7 separate regions of the Homo sapiens genome follow, and regions 1, 2, 3, 4, 5 and 6 are each linked to region 7. Evidence: chromatin loops called from intact Hi-C (ENCODE). Cell type or tissue: PC-3. All regions are shown on one strand.

Evidence for each region. A loop is a pair of places that touch in the nucleus more often than their neighbours do. Peaks named below come from ENCODE experiments on the same cell type or tissue, not always from the same donor. Only the 100,000 strongest peaks of a DNase experiment are listed, where the experiment ranks them.
Region 1: it touches region 7 in a loop (3-fold over the local background); 2 of 110 quality-filtered maps call a loop at or near these places.
Region 2: it touches region 7 in a loop (4-fold over the local background); 8 of 110 quality-filtered maps call a loop at or near these places.
Region 3: a loop joins it to region 7, with 5 times the contacts of the local background. A loop is called at or near these places in 14 of 110 quality-filtered maps.
Region 4: it touches region 7 in a loop (4-fold over the local background); 2 of 110 quality-filtered maps call a loop at or near these places.
Region 5: a loop joins it to region 7, with 6 times the contacts of the local background. A loop is called at or near these places in 44 of 110 quality-filtered maps.
Region 6: it touches region 7 in a loop (6-fold over the local background); 9 of 110 quality-filtered maps call a loop at or near these places.

What each region holds. Positions count from the first base shown.
Region 1 is chr10:77,303,646-77,307,645 of GRCh38, forward strand. The region is part of intron 2 of KCNMA1 (potassium calcium-activated channel subfamily M alpha 1); the gene reads right to left. Among named protein-coding and RNA genes, the nearest start is that of KCNMA1-AS3, 45 kb to the right of the region's middle. In PC-3, no CTCF peak of the experiment used is centred here; DNase peaks (open chromatin) are centred at 2,226 and 2,766; H3K4me3 peaks cover 352 bases; H3K27ac peaks cover 715 bases.
Region 2 is chr10:77,414,695-77,418,694 of GRCh38, forward strand. The region is part of intron 1 of KCNMA1 (potassium calcium-activated channel subfamily M alpha 1); the gene reads right to left. Among named protein-coding and RNA genes, the nearest start is that of KCNMA1-AS3, 66 kb to the left of the region's middle. In PC-3, no CTCF peak of the experiment used is centred here; DNase peaks (open chromatin) are centred at 1,857 and 2,927; H3K4me3 peaks cover 1,225 bases; H3K27ac peaks cover 2,980 bases.
Region 3 is chr10:77,518,449-77,522,448 of GRCh38, forward strand. All of the region lies in intron 1 of KCNMA1 (potassium calcium-activated channel subfamily M alpha 1), which reads right to left. LOC124902464 (a long non-coding RNA gene) reads right to left here. Exons shown (of 2, transcript XR_007062205.1): 2 at 1-4,000. Among named protein-coding and RNA genes, the nearest start is that of KCNMA1, 120 kb to the right of the region's middle. In PC-3, a CTCF peak has its summit at 2,046 (motif pointing right); a DNase peak (open chromatin) is centred at 293.
Region 4 is chr10:77,353,731-77,357,730 of GRCh38, forward strand. All of the region lies in intron 2 of KCNMA1 (potassium calcium-activated channel subfamily M alpha 1), which reads right to left. KCNMA1-AS3 (KCNMA1 antisense RNA 3) reads left to right here. Exons shown (of 6, transcript NR_126365.1): 2 at 680-889; 3 at 1,439-1,498. Among named protein-coding and RNA genes, the nearest start is that of KCNMA1-AS3, 4.9 kb to the left of the region's middle. In PC-3, no CTCF peak of the experiment used is centred here; a DNase peak (open chromatin) is centred at 2,311; H3K27ac peaks cover 3,426 bases.
Region 5 is chr10:77,492,912-77,496,911 of GRCh38, forward strand. The region is part of intron 1 of KCNMA1 (potassium calcium-activated channel subfamily M alpha 1); the gene reads right to left. Among named protein-coding and RNA genes, the nearest start is that of KCNMA1, 140 kb to the right of the region's middle. In PC-3, a CTCF peak has its summit at 1,719 (motif pointing right); a DNase peak (open chromatin) is centred at 1,730.
Region 6 is chr10:77,427,017-77,431,016 of GRCh38, forward strand. The region is part of intron 1 of KCNMA1 (potassium calcium-activated channel subfamily M alpha 1); the gene reads right to left. Among named protein-coding and RNA genes, the nearest start is that of KCNMA1-AS3, 78 kb to the left of the region's middle. In PC-3, CTCF peaks have their summits at 1,913, 2,122 and 3,702; a DNase peak (open chromatin) is centred at 1,945.
Region 7 is chr10:77,640,289-77,644,288 of GRCh38, forward strand. No RefSeq gene overlaps it. Among named protein-coding and RNA genes, the nearest start is that of KCNMA1, 4.5 kb to the left of the region's middle. In PC-3, CTCF peaks have their summits at 1,714 (motif pointing left), 1,915 and 3,910; DNase peaks (open chromatin) are centred at 1,693 and 3,903; H3K27ac peaks cover 501 bases.

The DNA of each region.
Region 1 (4,000 bases), 340 kb before region 7:
CCCATGCTGTGCTCTGACCTTGCCTGACCTTGCCACCCTGAGTGTGACCTGCAGACCAGCAGCATCAGCATACCCAGGAAGTCAGTTAGAAATGTGAATTCTTGGGCCACAGACTTAAAGACTCAGAATTTGAGCCCATGGATTCTTGCTTCAGGGTCTGTGCTCTTCGCCACCACACTACACTGTTTCTCTTTATCAGCAATGAAATTGAGAACAGACTCATTGCAAGACGCTCATTGTCAGCTCCGTCCTCTACTGACTTCAAAACATCATCAGCTTTTCACATTAAATTTGTTTATCACCCGTCTCAGATACTATCTTTGATATCAGAGGTAAGACTGGCATTGTGGACAGATGTTTTCATGCCTTGACCCAAAAGGGTAACAAACATGGATACTGCAGGCCAACACGAAGGAATTGTGTTGATGGGCCATAAGAACCACAATGGGTCCCTTAAACCACACCTCAGCTACCTGATTTCCTGCACATAGGGCCAGAAATATACTAAGGGGAAAATGGTAGAAGGGAAAATGAGAACAAGAAAGAATGAGATACCCTGCAGGTGTCTTCCTCTACTAGGGAGGCCCCTGAGAAATGACTGAATGTTTTTAGCAAAAGATTAGAAGAATAATATTATCTTGCCATCTGTTATTGCTTATAGAGAGCCAATAAGTGTGTCTTAGAGATTCTGAGTTCCAGGGATGATCCCACTCAGGTTCCCTGACCCACTGTGAGTCATACCTCCATAGCAGAGGGGCCCCTAACCCCAGGATTTCCATGCCTTCTGCAAGCTGGTCTTTTAGATTTCATCAGCAGTCAGTCCTGTGGCCATGGAACGGGGAATGATCGATGACAGCCCACTGAAGGAGGACCTTCTTCTTGTTTGCTTGGTTCTGGGGAATGCATCTCCTAGGCAGGAGCAACACGTGCCATAATGGTAAAATAATTTGGGAAAAAATGGCAAAAAATATTTGCTTTTGCCTTAAATCTACCAAAAGTGGATCACAGGTTGAAAACTGCCTGATCTTGGTCGTTCGAAGCCCCTGAGTGGCTCAGTATTTGAACTCAGTGCAGCCCTGAGCAACCAATTAATATTTGCCCAGTGGGCAGGATTGACTTCAGTTACCTAAAGATGTTACTACTGCTCTTCTGGTTGCCCAGAGATTCCCACACCCCGTGTGCAGCACAGATCCAGCAGAGACTCCTTGCCAAAGGCCATTGCGGTCCAAGACCCCAAAGAGGAAGGCTCCAGAGGTGACTGCTGCTTGGGAAGTCAATATCGGACATGAGTGCTAGAACCAAGGTAATGCTTCCCAGACTTCACTATGCCCACCAGAGACCTGGAGAGCTTGTTAAAATTTTGACTGCTGGGCCAAGAGAGCTGGGGCTGAACCTGAGAATCTACATTTCTAACAAGTCTCCAGGGGATGGTGGTCGATGGACCACACTGAGAAGCACCATGTCTGAAAATCTTTTGAGCCAAACATTTTATTTCACCAATGAAGAATTTGGGACCAGAGAGGCTAACTAGTATGTCCAAAATCACCCAGCACATCAGTGACAGGGTTGGGACCAGGTGCCCTGACTCCTAGTTTCCACTGTGTTCCCACTCTATCAGCTTACCTTAAAACAGCAATCGTCATAGTCATTTTATGAACTATAACTCATTTTGAGTACCAAATGCTTTTCCTATTTCCTCTTCTTTATCTTTATAATCACCCTTTGAGGTTGAGGGCATGGGTCTCAACTTATAGAGAAAGAAACGAAGGTTGAAAAAAGTAACAACAACAATGAAAATTGGCTCTAGATCACAAGCCAAGGAGTAGAGCTGGATTCTACCCAGTTCTCTCTGACCTTGTGCTGTTCCTCTTTACATCTCTTCAGGTTCTCAGAGGGGAGCTCTCTCTACCAAAGGTTTAATGCAAGACCCACATAGTCACCTAGCTTACGGAAAGGACAGGCCTGAAGACTAGGGTAAAATTAAGATGATAAAACAGTGAACAAATATTTTAAAACTATGTCCAGGAGGAAAGCTAGAGGAAAGAGCCCTAAGCCCCAGCTGCTCCATAGGCTACCTGTCATTCTCTTTCCAAAACCTTTCAGGGGTTTAAGACCTAGAACCACGTGTCTGACACCACAGCCCTGTAAATTCTGTCCCCAAGAGTCCTGAGGCTCTGCGCAAACAAAATTAATAGCCTGCAAACTCTAAATGGGTGATTACAATCTATAAAGCAGCCCATAAAATGACATCATGGGGATTCATATTTATTTTCTCCCACTGATTTCCACTATAAATTTGCTTGGTTTATGAGTAGAAACAGTTTCTTCTGCTACGTGCCTGGGCATAAAGCTCACCTAAAGATGGAAACCTAAAGATGTCTGGGGCTCACTTCACCCCCAGTGGTGCTCTGGTCAATGGGACACACAGAAGAAACCTCCCAAGGAAGCTCTGGAAACCCCAAAGCAGCCACTGCCTCTACAAACATGCCCTGAGAGCCTGCTGAGCTGCAGGCTTCTGTGCTAGGTCTTGAGCAGTAGCCAACAAAATGGGGGTGGTCTCTGCCCTCAGGGACCTTGCAAGGGTCCCTGAAAGGGAAAGAGGAGACAGACACTAAACAGAAAACTACATGGATAACACATGGGGGTTCATTAGGGAATGCAAAGGGAAAGTACAGCAAGCTATGAGCTGTGGAACAGGAGCAGCTAACCTGATCTGGTAGGGGTGATGCCCAAGAAGGATGAGTAAGTGGAGGCTAAGCAAAAGGTGGGGAAAGGGAGAAGAGGAGAGACATTCCAAGTAGAGGGATCCACATGGGTAGAGCCCAGCTGTTTGCTGCTGTTGCAGTTGAGCCACATGAGTATCAAATAAAGAATGACAAAAATTCTGGGTCAGACAACACATATAGGATATAATAAGATTAGGTTTTCTTCCAAGTGCAATAGAAATAAATGAAGAGTTTTAAGAAAAGAATTAACATGATCAGAAAACCATCTTAGAAAGATTCTACCAGCCGCAGTTAGAAGAATGGATTTGACAGAGAGGGGGTGTTTAGGAGGGAATGTCAGCAGATTTGTAGGACACTATTGCAGTTGTCTACACAAGAAGTGATGGTGGCCTGAACTAGGTAAGAATAAATGGGCCACAGTGCTATCTAGGAGGTAGGACCGATTAGGGCTGTCAGACCCAGCTTACGCAAAAAGGGCAGGGCATTTAGGAGGTGCACAGTAGATAATGGTGATCACTGACCTACTGGCACTTGCAAATGCTTTGAATCCAATCTCATTAGCCAAGGTCAATACCTGGAAGCCACTCAGAAGCCAGTATTGGTACGAGGTCAAGTGACCACCTCACCAGTGCAACATAGCACACGCAGCTCAAGTCATCCCCAGACCAGTTGACACTCTCAACTTGCAAAAGAACACATGAGGTAGAATCCCTTTCCTTTAATTTAACCCAAGCTCTACTACTGCCTCAGTTCAAAGGTCATCAATTGCAAGATCAGCAGAAGGGGCATGGCTCCCTGAATCCCAACAAGGCTACAAGGGTTTTGGTTTTACATAGCTCATCCAAAGCCAGTCTCTTCTGGCCTTCAGAAATTTCTCCCTCTTCCAAGCTCCAAGGGCATTTATATCATCCCTGTACATGCAGACACAGTCCCCAACTTACAATGGCTCAACTTATGATTTTTTGAGTTTACAATACTCCAAAAGCAATGGGTATTCAGAAGAAGCTGTACTTCAAGTACCCATACGACCATTTTGTTTCCTACTTTAAGTGCAATATTCAATAAATTACATGCAATGTTCAACGCTTATCACAAAATAGGTGTTGGGTTAGATAATTTTGCCCAACTATGAGCTAATGTAAGTGTTCTGAGCACATTTAAGGTTTAAGGCTAGGCTAAGCCATGATGTTCAGTAGATGGAGTCTCGTTCCGTCACCCAGGCTGGAGTGCAGTGGCGCGATCTTGGCTCACTGCAAGCTCCACCTCCCAGGTTC
Region 2 (4,000 bases), 230 kb before region 7:
GGATAGGCTGGTCTGGAACTCCTGACCTCAAGTGATCTGCCCGCCTCAGCCTCCCAAAGTGCTGGGATTACAGGCGTGAGCCACCACGCCTGGCTGCAAGGTAGGAATGTCATGAGGCTCAGAGAGATTGGGTAATTTTCCAAGATTACCCATCTTGTAAGTGGCAGAGCTGAAATTTCAATCTAGTCCATTCTAACTCTGAAGGCCATATTTTTTCTCTCTATTCCACACTGTCTTGGGATAGGTCCAATGTGCAAGAACAGAGATGGAATCTCCATATAAAATTCTGTTTACTACTACTACTGAAACAACCATCTCACAACCTATGGCTTCTAAGTAACAAAATCCTGTAGTACAGACATCTAAATTCAGTTATAATCCACTATGTACGGACAGAGAGTTGGAGAAATGGGCTAGGGGACGGGGATCCAACCTGGGAATACAATGCTCATTAGACATTAGATATGTTCTCAAATGGCCACATATGCTGCCTAAAATTAGTAAGGCAACCTCCAAACTTTCAGGGCTAATACATACATCCTGGCCAATGTGCCGTATTTGTAAAATAACAATCTCCTTCTCTTTCAATTAGCTTAATAAAATTGGAAAATATAAGTGACAGTCCAGAGTCCACTATCAGAGCCATAGAGACTTTGAATTGGATTAGTAGAGTCCTCAGCCAGGATGACCCTGGCAGGGTCCAAGACAGCCTGCTGTCCATCAGAGACTCGGAGACTCAGCTGCCAGTCTGCAGGGCAGCCCATCCTGCCCCAGAAGCTCAGCTCAAGACCTGCCCAGACAAGAAAACTGTGGCAGGGGCCCAGCAGGAAGGCAAAAATTACATTTGTTTCTCATCAGGGCAGACTGGGATATGGATAACCAAACACACAGGAAATCCCAAACCCTCATGTTCATAAAAGAATGCAGAAATCTTCGTGCCAAGTTAACTTTTACCGGAGGGAGCCCATTGCCATCCTGTAGACCAGGAGGAGGATCCAGCCCCCAAGGAGCCTCACTCTCCTCAGCAAAGGCTCCTGCAGGTAGCTCACAGGTGCTCTGTTCCCATGGGTCCTGCATGGCCACAGGGCAGTGCTGCCCCTGATGTGGTACGGAATGAAAAGCCTCAGTACAGCGCACTGTGTGTGTCAGTGGAAGACAACTGATGAAGGGCCTCTCCCAGGAAGAACTGTCCTTTTCTTTGACATTATATCGTTACTCCTTTGTTGGGTATTAACATGTCCTTTTAATGAAATGACAATGGTGGCAGAGCTGGCATTTGACAGTTTCTTTTTTTATGTTTTTGCTTGTCAAAATAAAAAGCTGGTGGCCTTGTGATATTCTGTTTTATAAAAATTCATTGATTATCCCACAAAAAGTCTAGGAACCACTCCCCTAGCCCAAATGCCTCATTCTACAGGCAGGAAATTTAAGGCCCCAATATTCCACACTCATAGTGGCCAGGTTCCCCTCGAAAAATGTGGCTTTCAGACTTCAGGGGCCCAGGGTGTGTCTGTCACACTAGCCAGAGGCAGCCTTGGGGCCAGGAAAGGTAGGGTCTGAGGGATGGAGGCATGGTCTCTCAGGGCTGGAGGAGCTCTGCAAGCTGCTGGCCCACACAATAGGGGAAAGGGGAAGGCAAGCATTTTCAGAGCTCAGGGCCATACCAACCGCCTGAGTTCCTGGCATCTAATGCCTTCACTACCACTACTGCAGGAAATGCACAGAACTATAACAACCTCCCGGGAAATACTACAAGTGTTACCGTGGCCCCAAGCCACCACCCAAGGGGCAACTGGGAAGAAAGAATTCAACCACAGATAGCAGATAGGATGAATTGTTTATGGTTGAATATTCCCTTCAGAGTCAACAGAGGACTCCAAGCAATTTGGAGTAAAAAGATGAGTAACCCGAGAGCAATGTAAGTCACAGCCCAGTGCCCCACACGGAAGGGAACACGGTCATCCCCTTCGCTGCTGTTCTTTGCTTCCCACCACTACCACCTTCATCACACACGTGTGCTTATTCTCTAGCAGTCAGGGCAGAGTCTGCCTGATTTGCCCACTCCACATCCTCAAAGCCTGAACAGCACCTAGCACACGGTGAGCATTTCACAGTGCACTGAAATAATAAATGAAGAAATTCTGTTTTTTGTTCTGTCCTGCTTTGTTTTCACTCTTCGCTCATATCTTCTGGAATCTCAAAAATCCTGCCAAGTCCACAATGCCCTAAGCATAGAAGTCAAACTCCTCAAGGCCTGATCTTCAAGGCCTGGAGCTGAGGCTGCCGGCTGCCCTCCCCACTCGTCACTGACCTGCTCTTCCACCTGACTTCTCGGCTATGACTTGGTCCTCCTGACTGCCACACCTCCGTGCTGGCTGTTCCCACTCCTGGGATGCTCTCCCCATTGCTCCCCAACCATCTTCATCCTCCCTGATCAAATCCCAGAGGTGCAGTGAAGTTCTCCTTCCTGGCTAGATCTCCCCAAAGCTCTCCCTGTCCTGTCTCCAGGGCCCACATCTGCTCCCCCAATTCCACATGGGACAGGTACTTAGCTGTCTTTTGGTCCATGCATGTTGCATTGCCCCAGTTAGCCTGGACAATCCTTGAAGGCAAGGCCTATATACCTTTTATGCCCAAAGTGTTTGGCATACAGCAATGTGCTTAACAGACACGTACCGATTGAGTAAATTAAATCTCTGCTCAGTGGGCACTGGAAAAGCAAGAGCTTTCCCAGGCATCACTGACGTCTGGGTAAACCAGGCCAGTTTCCATGACTTGAAGCTTAAACTGGGGGTTGGCTCCTAACTGCTGTTCCTCAGGGCAGCTACATTTTCAAATAAAAACACTAAATCCCAAATGAGATCAGATGACATGGAGCTTCTGAGAGGCACATGCCCTACCAGGCATGTCAGTCAAAAGAAAGATGAATGTTCTTGTTTACAAAAGGATTTGTCCCGTGCCAGGAAAATTTCCACCATGATTTAGGACCTAATCCAGTCTGTGCCTATAGACCTCACCAACTGAACATGTTCCCGCTTCTTCCATTTGCTGAACTTGGATGGGGCTTGGCTTCGGGTCAAAAGAGCTGTCCCAATTAGGTCGTCAGACAGCCTTTCCCCACACTTAAGATGATCCCCATTCAGGAAACCAAGGGCTAGCAAGACAGACAGACTTTGGGAGGCAGAAAGATGGCCAGGTTACCAGGCATACAGCGGCAGTCAGGATCTACCGCTCCGAGCACAGCCCAGCCTGAGGAACCAGGCTCCCAGAGCTGCCCTGCTCCCTGGACTCTGCCTCTGACCTCACCCCTTGGAAGAACTGGCTGGGTTCCAAAACTTCAGCCTCTATGTCCCTGGGTTCCCACACACCCTAGTTTGGATCTAGGTCTCCAACACAGCAGCCAAACACAAGAGAGTCCAGAGCAGTTGCTAATGTGAAATAAAAACAATTCAACAGCCCAGGGAAAGGAGACAGGACTTCTTTTTCCATTGGATTCAGAGAACTCCTTCTCCTTTTCCTTCTCGATCCCTAATGGGAGTTAAGGATGGCAAGCGCCTGGCCCTGCAAAGCCTCAACTCTCTACTTGGCTCCGCTAGACCCATCAATCTTCTCTCCATGGCCTGGGACCCCTCCAACCCTGGACGTCGAGAGAGACTCGGCAGCTGTGAGAACCTTCTTTCTCAAGTAAGGTTTTTTTCCAAAATTATATCAGGTTTCCTTCTACCCCAGCTTGTCAGTGGGGGACTCTTTTGCCTAACATGGTTGAGGAATGTCTTAGAAACTGGTGTGATTCAATCTGGCTTCTGATGAGGTTTTCCACCCAGACAGAGCTCACCGAGTGTCTGGAAGTGTCGGTTCCCTACACCCAGGGGCATCCACACCCTGTCCCCATCTCCAGACCTCAGTGAGGAGGATACCCTTGACAAAGTGGCTGGTCCAGCCCTACGATGAAGTTGGATCCAGAAAAAGAGCCAAGAGGAAGCCAAAAGGACTTGCCCAC
Region 3 (4,000 bases), 120 kb before region 7:
AAAATACTCTCAGGCAAGTGATACATGAAGTCATGAACACTCTAGTATGAATCCGTCACTTCTCTCTAGGGGCTGCTCAGAAATCTAGGAGCACGTGTTAGTACTGAGGGAAGGGGACAGGGCCGAAGGAAGAAGCCCACAGGCTGCCTGCCCAAGCACAGGACTGGAAGGGAGGAGGCCTGGGTGTGGTGCCAGCTCTGTCCCCAGCTTCTGGGTAACCTCTCTAAGCATCCGTTTCTTCATGACTTAGAGCTGAGAGGGAGCTCTTGGTCACCTATGCTTTGGGGACTCCAGCGGGGAGGAAATGAGTCAATTAGGAGGACATGAAGTTGGCTGCCTCCTCACTTTGCCATCAAAGACAATAGGTCTATGTTCTGATCCCTGCCTCAGACAAAATGGAGAAAACCCAAAGATAGTGGGAAGCCGCCTGCACTGTATGAATGCACGCTTGGAGAAGACTGTCTCCCTGCTGCCCAGCACCCACTGTCCACGCATGGTTACTATTAGAAAGTTAATCATGGAAAATGCTGAGGTCTCTTTCCCCAGCCCTGCACCTCTCAGCTCCACACTACAATTTCATCTTCCATATAGTGTTACCAGACAGTGCCATTGGCTCCGTCCACTCACTTGTCCCAGGCCTTTATGACCTTTCCATTCAAGCCACACACCACGTCTGCTCCACAGAGCTGTAAGACACACTGGCTTCAGCCCGCCTGGCCTGGGCCAGCACGCTGACATTTTCCATGAGTCCACATCAGCCAGTGAAATGCTCAGAGGGGATTAAGGCAACCTTCTCCATCACCCCCGAGTTGCTTTAGGAAAGAGAATAACAGCACTGACCCCTCCATTGGCAGCTGGTGATATCCACACACCATCTCTATCCAGAGATGAAAGGCTCCTTCTCCATCCTTGACTTGCAAAACAGGGATTATTTCCCACCTCACGCTTTCTGAAATATCACCAAAGATGCAGCTGTGTTTGAAGGCCAGCCTCATAAAAGGCGTAGGACCCACGTGTCAGTCAACACTCCACTGAGAAGATAATTGATTTTTTTTTTGTTTTATGATTATTTGCGGGCACTGGTTCTCTTTCCATTAGCCTGGATAATCGAGGGAAGACTGTAAAGAGTATTAATATCACGGCCAAGGTCACTCAGCTGGCTCCTGCTGCCATTCCAACCCAAAGGCTGAATTACTATGGCTTTTACTAATAATAACAAGAACAATAAATAACATGAGTGATTATAAAGCCAGGGAACTCTGCAATTACCTCAACAATTAACACATCCCTTCGTGAAACACAGAACAGAAAAAATTTTCAAAGGTTCAAGTTAGAAAACTTCTGCATTCTGTTTGGTGCAAGTGACAGTCAGAAAAGGGCCTTGTTTGAGGGTATGCAGTGTGAGAGTATGCAGTGTGAGGGTATACATGAGGTCTGCAGTATGCAGTGCAGTGTGAGGGTATGCAGTGTGAGGTGTGCAGTATGCAGCGTGAGGGTATGCAGTGTGAGGTCTGGGGTATGCAGTGTGAGGGTGTGCAGTGTGAGGTCTGGCATATGCAGTGTGAGGGCTGGGGTATGCAGTGTGAGGGTGTGCAGTGTGAGGGTGTGCAGTGTGAGGGTGTGCAGTGTGAGGTCTGGAGTATGCAGTGTGAGGGTGTGCAGTGTGAGGTCCGGGGTATGCAGTGTGAGGGTGTGCAGTGTGAGGTCTGGCATATGCAGTGTGAGGGCTGGGGTATGCAGTGTGAGGGTGTGCAGTGTGAGGTCTGGGGTATGCAGTGTGAGGGTATGCAGTGTGAGGTCTGGGGTGTGCAGTGTGAGGTCTGGGATATGTGGTGTGAGGGTATGCAGTGTGAGGGTGTGCAGTGTGAGGGTATCCAGTGTGAGGTCTGGGGTATGCAATGTGAGGTCTGGGGCTGGCTCCAGTTGGTTTCCAACTTTACCAGGTGTGTGGCCCGGGCAAGTCACTTCATCTCAGCAGGTTCCTGCACATAGGGGCTGGTGAGGACTCAAGGATAAGGCACACTAAAGGGCTTGGCACAGTGACCAGCAGGTAGCAGCACTCTCTAAGTATTAGCTGCCATTGTTGTCTTTATCATTAATGTAACTACATCTTAATTAGGAATGATGGGATCTCATTTGGCCCCCACACCAATCCAGGAATTGAGATGAGAATAGTGTTTCCTCTACCATCCATCAGCCAATATCCAGCAGCCACCCCAGGGGAGGCCACTGGTCATCCCACGCCATATAAAGTTCACTGCCCCTGGATGGTAGGCTCACCCCAAGCCTGCTCCCTCATCCTCATTCCCATCCTCAACAGAGAGGAAAGTCCACCACTGTCTCCATTTTAAAGAGGCAGCCTGTGACATCCAAGAGACCTTCCAGCCTCAGGGAAAGGCGTGAACAAGAGCTCCAGCTGGGTCTTTACAGATGAAGCCCCACTTTGGTACCTCTTCTCCTAACAACCCCAGCTTTTGGAAGACATCAAAATTCCAAAGGCTCAGCTGCAGAAAGATCTTCCAAATTTCTCATTATAGTTATTCCCTGAAAGGCCAAGAGCTTTATTCTTCATCCATTTACTCAACACTTTCATGGAGCAACTGCTACGACGTGTCAGCCTCTGCAGGAGGCAGCTTTAAACTAAGTGTGACAGATGAGAAAGAACCATAACACACAAAGCAGGGAGAACAGTGATTCCAGCCAAAGAAAACAGCATGTGCAAAGGCCCTGAGGTGCATAAAATTTGGCATGTTCTCTGTGGATAGGGTTCTAAATCATGTCCAGGACAGGGGGACACCTTTGTGTCACCCTCATCTGAAAGCAACCTTTAAGAAGCCACAGGACAGACTGTCTTCAACTCAGAAAACCTCCCTGATACCCATCTTCCATCCTCCACCCCTACATTCTCACTCTTGTCTGGTTTCCTCAGTTACCATCCTGGTGCCTAATTTCTGGTGGCAGCAAAGTGCAAGATTAGAGGCCCACACACTAGTGCCCGGAAGCTTGGGCTTCAATCCCAGATCCGCCAATTATGGCTTCAGTGGTTTGGGGCAAGTGATTTAACTGCCTCTCTGTGCCTCAGTTTCCTCATCTGTAAACCATGGATAACAGAGAACCTCTTTGGAGATCTGCTGTAAGGATCGGACAAGTAAAAAGAAGTGAGGCTCTTGGATAAATAAATATCTAAGGCACATAGAAGTTCCCTGAAAATGTGGGCATTATCAATATTTATTTTAAGCATCATCATTTTTCTTATTATATTCCCTTTCTCCATCTGGTCCCTTGAGAGTGATGACTCGGTTGAATGAATGACACCCACCCCAGTTTCTCACCCCATCTCCCAACACCAGGATCCTTTTGCCTAGTGGGTGGTTATCACTTAGATGTGCCCATCCCCAAACCTCACTTGATATAGTGATTTCTGGAGACCCTAAGAGGACTCAGGGACCAGGCACGGTGGCTCATGCCTGTAATCCCAGCACTTTGGGAGGTCGAGGCAGGTAGATCACCTGAGGTCAGGAGTTTCAGACCAGCCTGGCCAACATGGCAAAACCTATCTCTACTAAAAATACAAAAATTAGCCAGGCGTGGTGGCAGGTCCCTGTAATCCCAGCTGCTCAGGAGGCTGAGGCAGGAGAATCACTTGAACCCAGGAGGCGGAGGTTGCAGTGAGCCAAGATCATGTCACTGCACTACTCCAGCCTGGGTGACAGAGCAAGACTCCATCTCAAAATAAATAAATAAATAAATAAATAAATAAGACTCAGGGGACTTCCTGCACATTCCCATGAGCCATGAGCCATCTCCAACACCTTGGGGCAGAGTAGGGGACTCTATGACTCCACTGGGGAAGGGGTCCTGCAATGGGGCCTGAGATGTGCTTTCCCCCAGCTGACACTCTTTTCCTTATTTAACTTTTTCAAAAACTCCCCCAAATGTTTTGCCTTTTCATTTGCCTCGCCTCCTCCTTAACACTCTCCACCTGCCCCAAAATCCCCAG
Region 4 (4,000 bases), 290 kb before region 7:
ACAGCCACCATCATCCCAACTAAGTTGGAAGGCCAAATGACAAAAGGAAACATAAGAACGCAATTACCTGAATGACAGATTAGAACTCAGGGATTATTTCTTGATCCAGGCTTAGTCAATGGAAGAGCTGGGACATGAACGCAGGCACAGTTGGTGAACAGTAGAGCCAGGATTCAGACTCAGGCAGCCTGGCTACAGGGCCTGTTTTCTTCAACCCCATGGCATCCTGCCTCTTTTTTTGGGGGGGGGGGTGGTGGGGGTGGAGGGGTGGGGATGGAGTCTTGTTCTGTCACCCAGGCTGGAGTTCAGTGAGTGGTGCAATCTCGGCTAACTGCAACCTCCGCCTCCTGGGTTCAAGCGATTCTCCTGCCTCAGCCTCCCAAGTAGCTGGGACTACAGATGCGTGCCACCACACCCAGCTAATTTTTGTATTTTTAGTAGAGACAGGGTTTCACCATGTTGGCCATGATGGCACGATGGTCTCGATCTCTTGACCTCGTGATCTGCCTGCCTCAGCATCCCAAAGTGCTGAAAGTGACAGGGTAAGGATTTGAAACTCAGGCCTGCCTGCCTGTCTCCAACCACTCAGTCTTTTCTTCAGCCACCCTGCGTCCGTTACAATTCACACACTGTTTGTCACCACTGGCTAATGGCTTTGGATATTTCTTCCTCTTATCAGTGTGAGACATCTGGGGAGGCTCCCCTTTTTTTCACCATTTGAGGACTGAAAGTAAATTTAGCTTCCTCAGCAGAAAGAAAAGAAGCTGTTTTGGAGGTTGGGAAGAGCTTTAGAAAATGCGGCATCACGTCTGTTGCCCCATTTGAAGAAAGCAGCTCTGGAAAAGGCCTAGGACATTAGTTGCTACAAAGTTCTAGATCATTCTGTGTGGTAAGTATGCCATCATGCCCATAGCACTCTTCTCTGTCCACAAAATTCGTCATATACTAATAAAGAATGGGTGTCTTTGGACAAAGTCAAAGCAAGTTTGTCCAGAGTACTAACTAAGAAGAGACTACAGAGGGAAGCAAAAGGTAGTTCAGTGGCTGAATTATCCAAGGAAAGGCCTAGAATTTGAGTTGTCATAGACTGAGCATCAAAGATTATGTCTTGGAGCTATATAGAACCTTTACTGCCCAAAAAAGAGAGACTATGGAAACTTCAGTGCTCTGGTAAACATTTCTTTGATGCCTTACCAAAACATATGCCTTCTGAGCATTTGATATGGTTTGGCTCTGTGTCCCCACCCAAATCTCATCTTGAATTGTATTCCCATAATTCCCACGTATTGTGGGAGGGATTCCGTGGGAGATAATCTGAATCACGGGGTGGTTTCCCCCATACTGTTCTCGTGGTAGCGAATAAATCTCATGAGATCTGATGGTTTTATCAGGGGTTTCCACTTTTGCATCCTCCTCATTTTTATCTTGCTGCTGTCAGGTAAAGAAGTGCCTTTCACCTCCCACTGTGATTCTGAGGCCTCCCCAGCCATGTGGAACTGTAAGTCCAATTTAACCTCTTTTTCTTCACAGTCTCAGGTATGTCTTTATCAGCAGTGTGAAAACGGACTAATATAGCATCCGTTGTCCACTTCCTCCTTCCATCAGTCTGCAAAATTCCATTTGGGGATCCATGTGGCTTCAGGGAAATCAACTTTATCAATGTTCTCTGTTCCGTGGCAGCAGTGATGGGTTCAGGGATGGGCATGTGACCTAAGCCAGTCCAATCAGAGTGACTCTCAGGTCTTGCTGAAAGTGCCTGGAAACGATGCCATTTCCTTCCTGTTGGGCATGATGAAGGAAGCATCTAGCCCCAGGAGCTCCTTCAGTCATATTAGGGCCTAAAAGGTGCCAGCCTTTGATAAAGACACCAAAGGATATGAAAGATAGCATAAGACAGAACGGAGAGATGGAAAGAAGCCAGATCCTTGGTGATATTGTTGAGCCAACAGATCAAGTTTGGCCTTAAGTCAGCCCTAATTCTGTGCTTTTCAATTAGATAAGACAATACATGCCCTTTATTATTTAAGCCTATTTGTGTTAGGAGTTCTAGTCTTTGCAAATGAAAGCACCTAACTAATACTAATGTAGATCTCTGTGGCCATCCTTCTGGTAAAAGGAGAAGGCAGAGTCAAGGGTGACATTACATTTCCTGAAACTGGCAGCTCCATCTCATAGAAAACTCACGCATTACTCAGTGAAAAAACGACCCCCTGTACACAATATCCACGTGGGAAACTCCTACTCACTCATCAAGACCCATCTCTAATGTCCCTTCTGTCTCCTAGACTACATTTACGTAAAATTAATCACTTCCTTCTGTTTTACTTCCATAGAGGCATATTACTCATTCTTTTATGTAACTATAAACACAGAGCAATTACATACAGCTCAAGGGCAGAGAATGTCTTATTCATCCCTAAATGCATCAAACCCAGCACAAGCACATAGATGCTGGATTCTCCAGGTTGCATGGCCTTTAACAAGTTCTCTACCATTCTGACCCTGTTTTCTCTCCTGTAAAATAGGGCTAATTGTATATGTCAGAGGATTGTTGTGAAAAATATCAATAACGGAAGCTACAGGAATTTCACTAAAATGTGTTTAATTATAGTAAAATTAAATTGATACATAATTTTGTAAATCTTCAATAGTCTTTAGCTCAATATTGATAGCCAAAAATTAAGCCTGGAGGATAGAAATAACTTCTTAACTCTACAGTTGGAAAAGTGTGGGCATAGAACTTGTCTTTGCCTTCTAGATCAGGTCTGTGTTGGTAAATTAGACACCGTGTGGCCTTTCAACATCCAGGAGCAAGATGGCAGGAGAATCATGCCAACAACTGAGGTACCTTGCAGGAAATCAAACAGGAAGAAATCACCCAATGGGATCAGCTGGGCAAACATGGGTCACCCCAGGTCTGGTCCCTCAAGTCTACCCAACCAAACCATATCATAGTGGATAGCTATTATCTTTACCTGACTAGCATTCATTGCCCCTTCTGGTATGCCCTATTCCCCACTCTCAATCCCTCTGTTTTAAGAATGCGCCCACCTCCACCTTCCATCTCCAGGAGTGATATCCACCCAGGTTTGCTCAGTAAGACTATGAGACCTATCTTCCTGGCTGTGGTGATTGGTTCAGAAGCAACATGCCAACCAACCTGATCCAATGAGAGTGAGTTCTAGGACTTTTGCTGGAACTACTGTATGTCTATATATAAAAGAGAATCTATCTTTCTATTGAAAGCCAAAGGTAAGAAGCCAATATGATATGCATTTGATTCTGTTACGGAAATCCACATAAAAGAAGGCTGCCCAAGTATAAAACCAACACAGAAGAAAGCAGAGGTAAGAGATGGAAAAAGAAATGAGTGAACCAGTGACAGCAAGAGACTGAAGAACATCATTTGATTGCCTGGAATCAGCTAAGCCTGAAGAGAAGCCTAACCCTAAGCTTTTCAGTTACCCAAGCCATCAAATTCCCATCCCCATTTTTTTGGTTCTTAAGCAGCTTGAACCATAGTTGTCTCACTTGCATGCAAGAGATCCCTGAAGATACATGCAGTTCCTCAGGTGAAGATTGCCATCAGTTAACAGATCCTGGCACCCATGGACCCTGGGACAGTCATTCTGGTAGCATCCTCTGGTAGAGAATAACATAGTCAAATCTGACAGTCAGAGAGTATCTGCCAGCCTCTGCTTAGATATAGCCCACTGAAAGGGAGAGATGATTAATTTAGCCTTGATTTCAAAACCTTGTCTTGTATATTCCATTCAGCACTTTTTATCTTCCTGTATTCCCCTGGTTCCTCTCTAGCTGAATAAAGAACAATTTTTAAAGCAAACATCTTCACTGTGTATCTAGCAAAGCTTTCTGCTTCATTGGAATATGTGATTTATTTAAAAAATTAAATTTCCCATGAGACGCAATAATTTAAATTAAGAGAAAAGCTTGTCTTTCTTAAACTTCAGTTTCTACATACAAATTGATGTTTTATAGA
Region 5 (4,000 bases), 150 kb before region 7:
ATGCTCATAATACCTTGTGAAATTTTACAAAGAAATTAAGCTTAGAGAAGTGAAATCATTCTCCTGTGGTCAAAGCCAGTGAATGGGGATTTGAACCAGGTAGCTGAACACAAGTCTAAGTTTATTAACCTGAATCCTCTGCTGGTTGTCTTGACTCTCTGGAAACTGATCATGTCTTCAGATTTCCCACAGTTCCTGGCACTAGGTTGAGCACTCTAAACAGATTCAATGCCAATTGCAGGCTTCTGACAAGGCTTCCTAAATGCAGAGCCCTGGCTGCAGATCAGGAGACCCTGGCCCCTCCAAGGGCACCCCGGCTAATCAGCCTCTTCTTCTGACTTCTGACTCCACCCCAGGACAGGCATGGTGCTTCGAAAGCAGAAGTAAGGCAGCAGAACACTTGGAGAAGCCTCGCTGAGGGCCAGGGCCTGGTGGTTCGGATGGCAGCAAGCTGCCCCCAGGGACCCAAAACCCAAAGGTCAGGAATGTAGTACTGGCCAGCCAGGGCAGGCACTGCTGTGTGGTAGAAGAGAAGTCCAGAACTGTGAGGCGTCAAGCGTGAGTTGGAGGCAGGATGGCAGTGAGAATGCACGCCCAACTGAGCGAGTGCGTGTGAGTGAATTATGTGTGTGGTTCAGTTTTAGGCACTGGGCAGATTTGCAAAGCTCATCACCCTCCTAGAGTTGCCTGCAAAAGGCCACATGTTTAACACCACGTCAATCAATCAACGGAGGTGCACTGGGTGGGGAGTGTGTGGCCAACCCAGCACGGGGAGCCGTGCAGCTGCAGGGAAGAGAGCATCTCTTTCCCCAGTGGCTCATGGTCATAGCCGAGGACACAAGACTGGCCCTTGTGGGAAAATTGAGGGGACCTGTTAAATGCTGACCTCTAATGTGGTTCCAGTTGAGTCACCATATTTCTTGTGAACCTCCAAAGCACTGGAAGACTTCTGGGCCTCGCGTGGCTGCAGGTGAAACATACAGCCAATCACTCCACCCTGGAGTCTTGGTTTCCTCCCCTGCAGAATGAGAGTGACGCTGATAAGACATCTCAGGCAGAGGCGAAGGAGGTGAGCCCTGTGGGAATTTCGGCTGCCCCTGTGCCAGGCTGAACAAGACAGGGCCTTTGCTTTCTGGGGGCTGATGAGTCATATAAAGGGGATAGAATCAAACACTCAAAAGACAATAACCGCAACACAGGGCTGGGTGAATAAATACACAACTGGCTACTCAGAATGGGATAACCATGGGAGAGGACTTTTAATGCCAAAGAAACTCACCACGTTGCCTTTGACTTTGAAAAGTGATCTGTGCTTAATCTGGCATTTCGCCAATTGGACCATGAGCAATGGGGTCCCAGTCCTCATTACCCAGTGCCTCCTTTGCTTCAGGCCAGGGCTGAATAGGTACTTAGGACATTCCTAAGAAGGACTGTGCAGGAGGAGGCTAGCCCAGCTGCCTGGCTAGCCTCAGCACACACATTCCCTGGAACAGCAGCCTCGCTTACTGCCAGACCCCACAGGGGTTTCTGCAGGGGCTGGACAAACGGGCACATGGGGATGAAAAGGGTAGAGTCCCCAGAGTCAGTCAATGTCAGTGAATTGGCAGCCGCTGCTCACAGAGCTGTCTGGATTCTTTGCAGCCCAGAGAGCACCTTTCACCACCCAGATGGGGAGGCCTTGCCAACCCTGAGCCCCTCAGGGAGGTCATACGTGTGATTCTCAGACACCAGAGGGAGCAGTTTTCCAGAGAGTGAAGAAATGGGATCCGGGAAGCTTGGTGAATTCGTCTGCTGGGGCTGCCATCATAAAGTATCAAAAACTGAGTTGGATTAAATAATAGAAATGCATTGTCTCACAGGTCTGGAGGCCAGAAGTCTGACATGGAGATGTCGTTGGGGTCAGTTCCTTCTGAGGGCTGTGAGGGCACATGTGTTCCAGGCCTCTCTCCTAGTTTTCTTGTCCTTCCTTGGCTTACAGATTCATCACCGCAATCTCTGCCTTCATCTTTATAGGCATTCTCCCTGTGTGCATGTCTGTCTCTGTGTCCAAAGTTCCCCTTTTTATAAATATGACACCAGTTATTTTGGGTTAGAGCCCACGCTAATGATCTCATCTTAACTTGATCATCTGCAAAGACCTTATTTCCAAATAAGGTCACATTCACAGGTACGGAGGGCTAGGACTTCATTATCTGTTGGGGAGACACAATTCAACCAATAATATTTGAGTTCCTCAAAGGAAAAACAGCTTTTTAAAAAGCCAAACTGAAATTCCTAACATTACTAATATACTGGAACAGAGTCCCAAGAAGTAGGCTCAATGTGTGAAGGAGCTTCCCGGTTCCAGCCCCCACGTTACCCCAGCCCAGGCCTTTGTGGCCTCCCGCCTGCACTGCTCTGTGATGGGCCCCTTGCCGGCTGCCCTGACTTGGCCTGTCTCCCTTCTGCTACCTCCGCATCAGGCTGCCACACCTTGCATCTCACCACCAGGTCCACCTCGGTCACGACACCTTCCTGGTCTAAAGGCCCCAGTGGCAGTCAACCACCCAGAGGGCTGACTGTGGCTCACTCCTTTTGACTTCAGCACCCTTGGTAATCTGCACCAACAGAAACATCGGCCAATGAGTGCCGTGATTTCTCTGCCCGTTTTCTCATTCATGAAAGGGAGAAAAAACGAACTCTCCATGCATCTACTCCCAACACATTCCCCTGAGAAGCCTGCGGGGAAGCTCCCTGGGAGCCCATTGCCAAAGCTTCCACCTCATGGAGCTGGCGTGTACACAGACAGGCACAGCCTGCCGTGCTGGGCCACCATACTGGTGACTGGCTGTGCTCTGGTCCCAGCCCAAGGGGTGGGCAAAAGAGGAAAGCCAGCCTCATGATGAGCAGAGGACAGGGAAGAGACCCCCACACCAGGGACTGACCCCTCCATTCCCTCAGAGGAAGCAGAGGCTACTGAGCCACCAGTACCCCCGCGGTTCCTCCCTGTAGTTGCTCATGGAAAGCCACCAGCCTCAGGAAGTCTTCCTGTGTGGAAGCTCACTGGCACCAAGGCAGGCTGAGCCCCTCTGCCAAAGGTTCTGGGCAGCCATCGGTCTGATAAAGACACAGAGCCCTCCTTGGAGGCCTGGAAGCCCCACCCCTAGAAGGTGGTCCTTGAAAGCTCTGTCACTCATTTCTTCTCCAGAGCCCCTGAAGCATCCTCCATGCAGCTGTGCCCACCTGACCATACAGCCTGGCCCTCCCTTAGCAGCACCCTGGACTCCATTCCTACCACCTCCTTGACAACAGAATCCTGTCTGTCACCCTCCTCACCAGGTGCGGGTCTTCAAGATAAGAGACCACCTCATGCATGTTACAAGGAATGCTCTAGAAGGAGCACCATTCAAGAAAGAGAGGACAGGGCCGGGCACGGTGGCTCACGCCTGTAATCCCAGCACTTTGGGAGGCCGAGATGGGCATATCACAAGGTCAGGAGATCGAGACCATACTGGCTAACATGGTGAAACCCCGTCTCTACTAAAAATACAAAAAAATTAGCCAGGTGTGGTGGCGGGCGCCTGTAGTCCCATCTACTTGGGAGACTGAGGCAGGAGAATGGCGTGAACCCGGGAGGCAAAGCTTGCAGTGAGCCAAGATTGCGCCACTGCACTGCAGCCTGGGTGACAGAGCGAGACACTGTCTCAAAAAAAAAAAAAAAAAAAAAAAAAAAGAGGACAGGTTGAGCGCCCTGTCAGACCAGTGGGCCCCCAAAGCTATATACCATGTTTGTTTACCTACTTGATTTCTCAACATCACTGTGAGGGAGCTATGAACATCCTCATTTTACATACAGGTAAGGTAACTGAAGTTCAGCTAGATTAAGTGTGTTGACCAGGACACAGCACTAGCAAGAGCCTGAGGACACCTGGCTCCTGCTGTCACCTGGCTGTCTTCACCTGGTGTCCCACAAGTACTTCAAACTCTGCTCTCCAAAGCTCTGCTCATTGTCTTCCCACTC
Region 6 (4,000 bases), 210 kb before region 7:
AACTCACTAAATTGATTTCATAATCCACTTAGAAAATTCCTCTTAGGGGAGTTCAGCTCCAACATCTAGCACATGCAATTTCTGAGTGCAGTGCACAGCAATTCTTCCCAAAGGCAGCCCTTCCTGGTGCACATCAGCATCATGGTGCTGTCCCAGCCCAGATGGTCACTTATATATTCCCCAGAGCCCTGAGCCTGGCTGGAGCACCCAGGCAGTGGAAAGTCAATACAGGCTGGGAATCAAGGACCCATTCAAAACAATGCTCACAGCAGACACAGAGTGAAGAGGCTTGCTTTAGAGTATGATAGAACTGAGCTCAAATCTCACCTCTGCTAGTTACTAACTCAGATGTTATTGGACGGGTTCTTAACCTCTGTGAGCTTCAGTGCCCTCCCCTGGAAGGGGGCACTATCAATATGCACCACAGAGGGTGTTAGCTGAGATGTGGAGATGACTTGGCACAGCACCCAGATACAGATACTGAATCAGTGCCAGTCAGTGGTGGTGGGAGGTCTTTGCTAACACCTCACAAGGGCCTTCCCTCCCCTCTCTTTTTGTCTCTATATTTAGAGATTCTACAACCTTCAGAAGAAATAGCAGTACTTCCTAGCACATAGGTAACACTCAACAAATGTCTGAACCAATTAAGCAAGGGCCCAGGCTTTTGCCCAATAAGTCATCCAATCCTGAGCATCCATCCATTCATTTATTTATTTATTTATTTATTTATTTATTTATTTATTTATTTATTGAGATGGAGTCTCGCTCTGTCACCCAGGCTGGAGTGCAGTGGCATGATCTCGGCTCACTGCTGCAACCTCCACCTCCCACGTTCAAGCAATTCTCCTGCCTCAGCTTCCCGAGTAGCTGGGACTACAGGTGCATGCCACCACGCCTGGCTAATTTTTGTATTTTTAGTAGAGACAGGGTTTCACCATGTTGGCCAGGATGGTCTTGATCTCCTGACCTTGTAATCCACCTGCCTCGGCCTCCCAAAGTGCTGGGATTACAGGTGTGAGCCACCATGCCCAGCTCTAAGCATCCTTTTGAAGGAAGATGTGTTTTATAATCCCTTCTAAATTCAGTGGCCAATAAAGTCTGCTCCGTGAATTACACTCATTCAATCACAGCTGATATCTCTAGATCAAGGACAATGCCCCTCTCTACAGGTGGGAAGACAAAACCAGGAGGTCCCAATGTGGCTTCTCCAAGGTTCCCCCAAAGTTACTGTCAGTGCAGAGCTGGGGTGACAGAGCCCCTGCTCATCACTGCCTATGTTGCCTTCCAAGAGAGAAGCAAGTTGCTCAATAAATAGCTCATCACCCTAAAAATAACGAGGTCTCTGATGAGACTTAGTCTCTAATGAAACTAAGCACAGGACTGAGGGGGTGAAGAGCAAGCAGAAAATGGATTTCCACCATGGGCTAGACTGTTCACGTGGCCCAGTGGTGGAGAGAATCCTTAGGGAAAGCCTAACTCCGAAGCCCAGAGAAGGAAGGAAAACTAATAAGGAGTGTGTTTTGCAGGCTGATTTTTCTGAAGTTATCCATAGGAAAATTCATTTATGTGAGAGGCTAATTAGTCATGACAGTGCTTTGCTCCAGACATAATTGCATTGGTCCCATGCAGTCTCTGTGGGTCAGCCTGTAATGGAATTTCCATTACCTATTGTGTTTTGGTTACTGGAGAAAAATGTGTGATTGGGGAAGAAAGAGGGATGAAGAGAAAACATGAAAGGCTGGAATACCTTGAATATCCATAAAAACCATCTGTGATTTTAAAACTTCATAAAGATGATGGATCTCTAAGAGCCAGATAGTCTTCTTGGAATCTGAGCTCTGTCTGCGGGAACTGCTCCTGGCAGGCAGTGGGTTTTGAAATCCAAGTTTGTCAGACCACAGAGCAAAGCGAGCTGCCCCAGCTTGGCCACTAGGGGTGGAAACAAGACCCAGGAAAGGGAGACTAAATGTTCTTCTCAACTAGCCACCAGCTCTCAGGCTGCCAGGAATGCTGGGCTGTGGTAAATGAATATATAGATATATAGATATATGGGTCTGGTGCCAGAAATGTGCAGGTCTGCAGGGATGAGTATGAAAGGCCTCACCTCTCCTGCCTTCTAGAGAATAATATACAGTTCAAGAGCCAAAGATGCCTGAGGGTGAACTGGTATGCCAAGTTCGGAAGGGTCACCAAACCACCTAATCCCCCAAGTGTTAGAGCCAGGAACAGAAGGGGGTTTTAAGTTCAGGGTTTCTCAACCTCAGCACAATTGTCACTTTGGCTAGATGGATAAACTTTTTGTTGTGGGAGGCTGTCCTGTATATTGCAGGAGGTTTGGCAGCATCCCTGGCATCTATCCAGTAGCTATTCTCCTCCATTCCACCCCCATCCTTAATTGTGACAACTAAAATGTCTCCCAACATGGCCAAACGTCCCCTCGAGGGCAAAATCGCCACCATTTGAACATCGCTGGTCTACCCTTACAATTCCCAAAGTAGAATTCCAAGGAATATTAATTTCATAAGCTTCTCCCCAACACAAGTATTCTATGGTCAACTAAGTTTGAGAATCACTGCATATTGTACCCTCTTTTGGAAATTCCCCATAGTAGTCTATTAAAGGCCCTAAAAAGTTCTGCAATAAGAAGAACACTATTTAATTGTTTTGTTTGACCTAACATCTTGCAAGCTTTCTCAAACAAAACCCCTTTATTCCTATATTTGCATCTTTCAGAGTTCCTGTTCCAAAGAATATTGTGATTTATATATATGTTAATATGTATCTATCATATATGTATATATATGATATATCAGGCAACCCAACCTTTCCATTGAACAAGAGGAACTGAAGCAATAAGCAAGTCAGGGTTCAAAATCCTACTAAGAGATGAGTGTCAGAGCCATGCATAGAAGCTGAAGTCCTGATTCCCAGTCTACCTCCTTCTCTTACACAAATGATTTAGATTAATCCTCAAGAAGATACAAGATACAAGAAACCATCCTCTCACAGCCATGTCACAATTTGGTTTGTGAAAGGAAAGTAAAATCTTGGGACCCTCAACTCACTATGCCAAAAGAAAGAGTGAACTTTGTCATGCAAAAGCTGCTTTCTCTTTGTTCCTAAACAGATTGCTGCAAGAGAGAAGGTCACCTATCTCCCCAGGTAGCCTCTCTCACCCTGACAATGTATCTTCACAGGTAAGGGACAAAGACAAGACTAGAAATCATCCCTCTGCCCACCTCAAGACAAATGCAGATCTGACTTCTTCTTCCTCTACTCTATGTTTACTTTATCTTATGTAAAATACAAGATTTACTGAGCAGGAGCCGAATGCACTATTGAGTGTCCCTCTTTTTGCTCCTTCCCACTCTCCTGCCTTTAAATACTGAAGTTCTCAAAACCCTCTTTGGAAAAAGCACAGGCCACAGAGTCTACTGTAGCCTTTATCTCTTTTTCCTGGGCTCATCCTCAACCTTGGCAAAATGAACCTCTAAATTGATTGAGAACTCTTTCAGACATGTTTTGGTTTATAGGCTCCACCACCACCATCCAGAATACTCACCTAGGAACAACGCCTAGTGAAACATCAGCATTTCTGTTCCCCAGGAGAACAGACAAAGCAGGCACTTTTTGCAGACATAGTTGAGAAGGACCTCACAGTGGTCATAACAAGGGAGGGTGCAAGGAGGCGCCATCCACTTACATCATGTCCATGCACCTGCTAATCTACTATAAGTACAACTCCCATGAGAATCACTAAAGCTGATTCGTCTTTGTATCAATGCAATACATCTTTGTATTGTGGCGAGCACAGAGTGGGCCTCCATTAAGTTAGGTGGAAGGAATAAACTGTTAGGCAACACATGCTAAGGACTTGTCCATCAACATGCCTTGATTATAATTCACAGATCGTCACCAACACAATAAAGCCTCCCCAATCCTCTCTGTCCTCTTCATGATTTTCTTGGGAAATATTCTACCCTGGCCTCTCCAGGCTGCA
Region 7 (4,000 bases):
CCCTGAAATGCCAGTCTGGGGTCTACTGGTAAGCAGCCGATGGCCGTGACTTCTGTCACCCCAACTGCAGGATCTATAGCTTTTTCTCCTCCATCATCACCTTCATCACCTCAGCATCTTTGGAGAGGGTGCTTGGAGGCCCCTCAGATGCCATCTCCTGCTCTCTTCATCACCCCTGCCTCTGCTGATTGAAGCTTTTAGCAACTTCTGTGCTGTCCAAAGCCTCGGCTTAGTCAGGAATCATCAGAAACTCTCAGTGTTGATGTCAATATCCTTTCCTTCCTACAATCCCCAGTCTCTCACCTCCTCCCTGAATGGCCTGGCTGGTAAGCACTGAGAGAGTGCTACCATCCACCAGAAATAGACATTCCCAGGCCTTTGCCCAGTTCTCTCTGGCCATTTCCACATTGTTCACAAACTTTTGCACCACTTCCAGAAAACTTGGCCCCTGGCATTACAAATTTAGGAAAAGGCTCTGCACAGACAGAACCTCAAACTTAAAAGGAACCTTAGGTATCTTTGATTTGATGTGTTTCTTCATTTATACAATCAAAATAAAGCCAGAAACTTCCCTGCCTACCTCGAAGGGTTATATGTGAGGATGAAAAAGAAGGCTGGGCATGGTAGCTCACTCCTGTAATCCCAGCACTTTGGGAGGCTGAGGCGGTGGGATCACCTGAGGTCAGGAGTTCAAGACCAGCCTGGCAAACGTGGTGAAACCCCATCTCTACTAATAATACAAAAATTAACTGGGCATGGTGGCACATGTCTGTAATCCCAGCTACTCGGGAGGCTGAGGTATAAGAATCGCTTGAACTCGGGAGGCGGAGGTTGCAGTGAGCCGAAATTGCACCACTGCACTCCAGTCTGGATGACAGAGTGAAACTGTCAGAAAGAAGAAAGAAAGAAAAGAAAGAAAAAAGAAAAAGGAAGGAAGGAAATATTATACAGATCTTAACTATAATTACTGTGACCCCAAAAATGGACAGGCAAGTCTAACCAGATCTTCTGACCCCTGAGCTCGTAATTGTATGTGCACATGCCTGCATGTCATGCTGTCCACAGCATGTCCACAGCCAGACTGTGGCCAGACTCCAGGGCACAGCAGAGCCCCTCCAGCCTAAATGAGCTCTCTGACTACCCAACACCACTCCTTTTCTTGCCAGTCCCTGGACAGCCTTGGAAATGGGAAAGGTATAGAGAAGCACTCTAAGCCCAGCACATCTTCCCCTAATGTAGGTGTGTCTGCAGGCTGGAAATTGAGGTCCATTGCACAAGAACTGAAAGTCTCAACAGAAGTAGAAACTTCACCCTCTGTTCTGAAAACACCACGAGCCTTATTTTTATTTCTAAATTCATTCAAAAGCTTCCCAGAGAGAAGGGCAGCCTCTGTACCATGTGCATGTGTGTCTATGGCAGCTCTCAAAGCAAATCAGAGGTTTCAAGCTTAAATATTCTAATCTGAACAGTCCTAACTGATTTAAAAGAAGTAAAAGGAAGTGCATAAACATACATACTAAAAAAGCAGAGTGACTAAGGTAAAAGGAGAACAAAAAAGATTATTTGCTAAAATGTTGGCCAGCATCGCAATTAATGTGCAATGGATTTTCTTTTCCTCCAACCTGGACCTAGTTCCAATACTCTGACATCAATCTTCGCGATTTTGCGATGGAGAAGCCAGGTGGTGACTCTTTAAATGATCTAGCGCCCTCTGGTGGATTTTCCTGGCACATGACATTATTTCATGAATGTTCAAAAAAGGGACTTAATTTAACAGTCTGAAATTTGAGATATGAAAATTCCAAGAGGAAAACCCTGCTGGAAAAAAAAAACTACAGGGAGTAGGAAGGAGGCATGGATCAGGAAGATGTTGGTCCAAGGATACAAAAATTCAGTTATACAGGAGGAATAATTTCAAGAGATCTAATTGTGCAACATGGTGACTACTGTGGATAAACAATGTTTTTTTGTATACTTGAAAACCACTGAGAGATTTTAAGTCTTCTCATCACAGGTAAATGATAAGTATGTGAGGTAATACATGTGTTAATTTACTTAAGTTAGCCATTCCACAATGTATGTGTATTTTGAAACATCATGTACACCATAAACACACTTTTTGTCACTTAAAAAAATAAGAAAAATTGATAAAAAAACAACAAAACCCTACAGCTTCAACAGTATGAATTATCTAGTTACCAGTCCTACCAGCATATAAGCTGTTGTGGATAAAGGCAGCTAACAAAGTTCATGTTATTACTATGACTTGATGTCAGATCTCAACTGTTACTGCCACCAGTAACCCTGCCCTTCCTTGAATCACCACTGTGTTTTCTTTTAAAGTCAGCAGTATCCCTCTTTCTAACCACCCTTGGTCTTCACAGTCTCTTTGTGAAGTAAAAAAGTGCAGTAGTGGCCAGGCGCGGTGGCTCACGCCTGTAATCCCAACACTTTGGGAGGCTGAGGCGGGCAGATCACCTGATGTCAGGAGTTCGAGACCAGCCTGGCCAACATGGCAAAACCCCATCTCCACTAAAAATATAAAAATTGGCTGGGCGCGGTGGCTGACGCCTGTAATCCCAGCACTTTGGGAGGCCAAGGCAGGTGGATCACGAGGTCAGGAGATCAAGACCATCCTGGCTAACACAGTGAAACCCTGTCTCTACTAAAAATACAAAAAATTAGCCGGGCGTGGTGGTGGATGCCTGTAGTCCCAGCTACTTGGGAGGCTGAGGCAGGAGAATGGTGTGAACCCGGGAGGCAGAGCTTGCAGTGAGCCGAGATTGCGCCACTGCACTCCAGCCTGGGCGACAGAGCGAGACTCCATCTCAAAAAAAAAAAAAAAAAATAGCTGGATGTGGTGGCGCATGCCTGTAAGCCCAGCTACTCAGGAGGCTGAGGCAGGAGAATTGCTTGAACTGGGGAGATGGAGGTTGCAGTGAGTCAAGATCGCACCACTGTACTCCAACTGGCAACAGAGCGAGACTCTGTCTCAAAAAAAAAAAAAAAAAAGGCTGTAGCTATTTTCCCACTTTACAGGTGAGAAAACTGAGGCTTAGCTCTGCCAGGTTACTTGGCACGACAAGGAAAGTCTGTTACCTCTGAAGTGATTTATCTGTTTGTAATTTATAATGCTGGAGAGTGGGACTTACAGAACAAGCTTTCACATGCTTACATTTTTATAGATATTTATTTTATATTTACTTCTGCTTGTAAGAATAATTCATATGTATTATAAACTTTGGAATATAAAAGTTTCATATAAGCTTCAAGTCAGTGACAAGAAAAAAGAATATGTCACATAGAATCTTACCACCCCAAAATAACCACTATTAATATTTTTATATATTTATCTCATACCTTTTCCTTGGGTGTGTATTTCTGCAAAATTAGGGTTAGATTAAACATCTAACTTTTATCCTATTTTCCCTTAACATGAAACTGTTAGCATTTTCTCTAAGTCATTAAATATCATGGAAAACACTATTTTAAAAAATGATAATTGGATAACATTTCAGTAGATGGCATACTCCTGGCATTTAGATGATTCCAAAGTTTAATATGTTTTAAAATAAATTATAAAACTGTGTGCAAATGACTTCTAGTTGTCAAAAAAGATGTCCAGAAGATTTCCACTGACATGCTTCCATCCTGTCTCCAGTGCCTCGGGAGAGCAGGTGTGTGTAGGAAAGAGGTGCCTGTGGCAGTCAGTCTGGCCGTGGGATACTTCCCAGCCCTGCCCCAGGTCACTGGCCTCAGATCAGCCAATTGTGATGAAGAAGCTTTGAGCCAGGGCATGTTACCCGCAAAGTAATTCTCTTCTTTTCTAACACATCAAAGCCAGTGCATTGGAAGAAAATAATGCTGTGGTCTCATCGTATCCTCCTCAATCATTGCGCCACCTGCCTGCCAAGATACAAACTTGCAAGAACATCATCTTCATTCCCCAAAGGACATCCATGGCTAGGTCAAAGAAGGCACAGCTCAGGCACAATGCCCT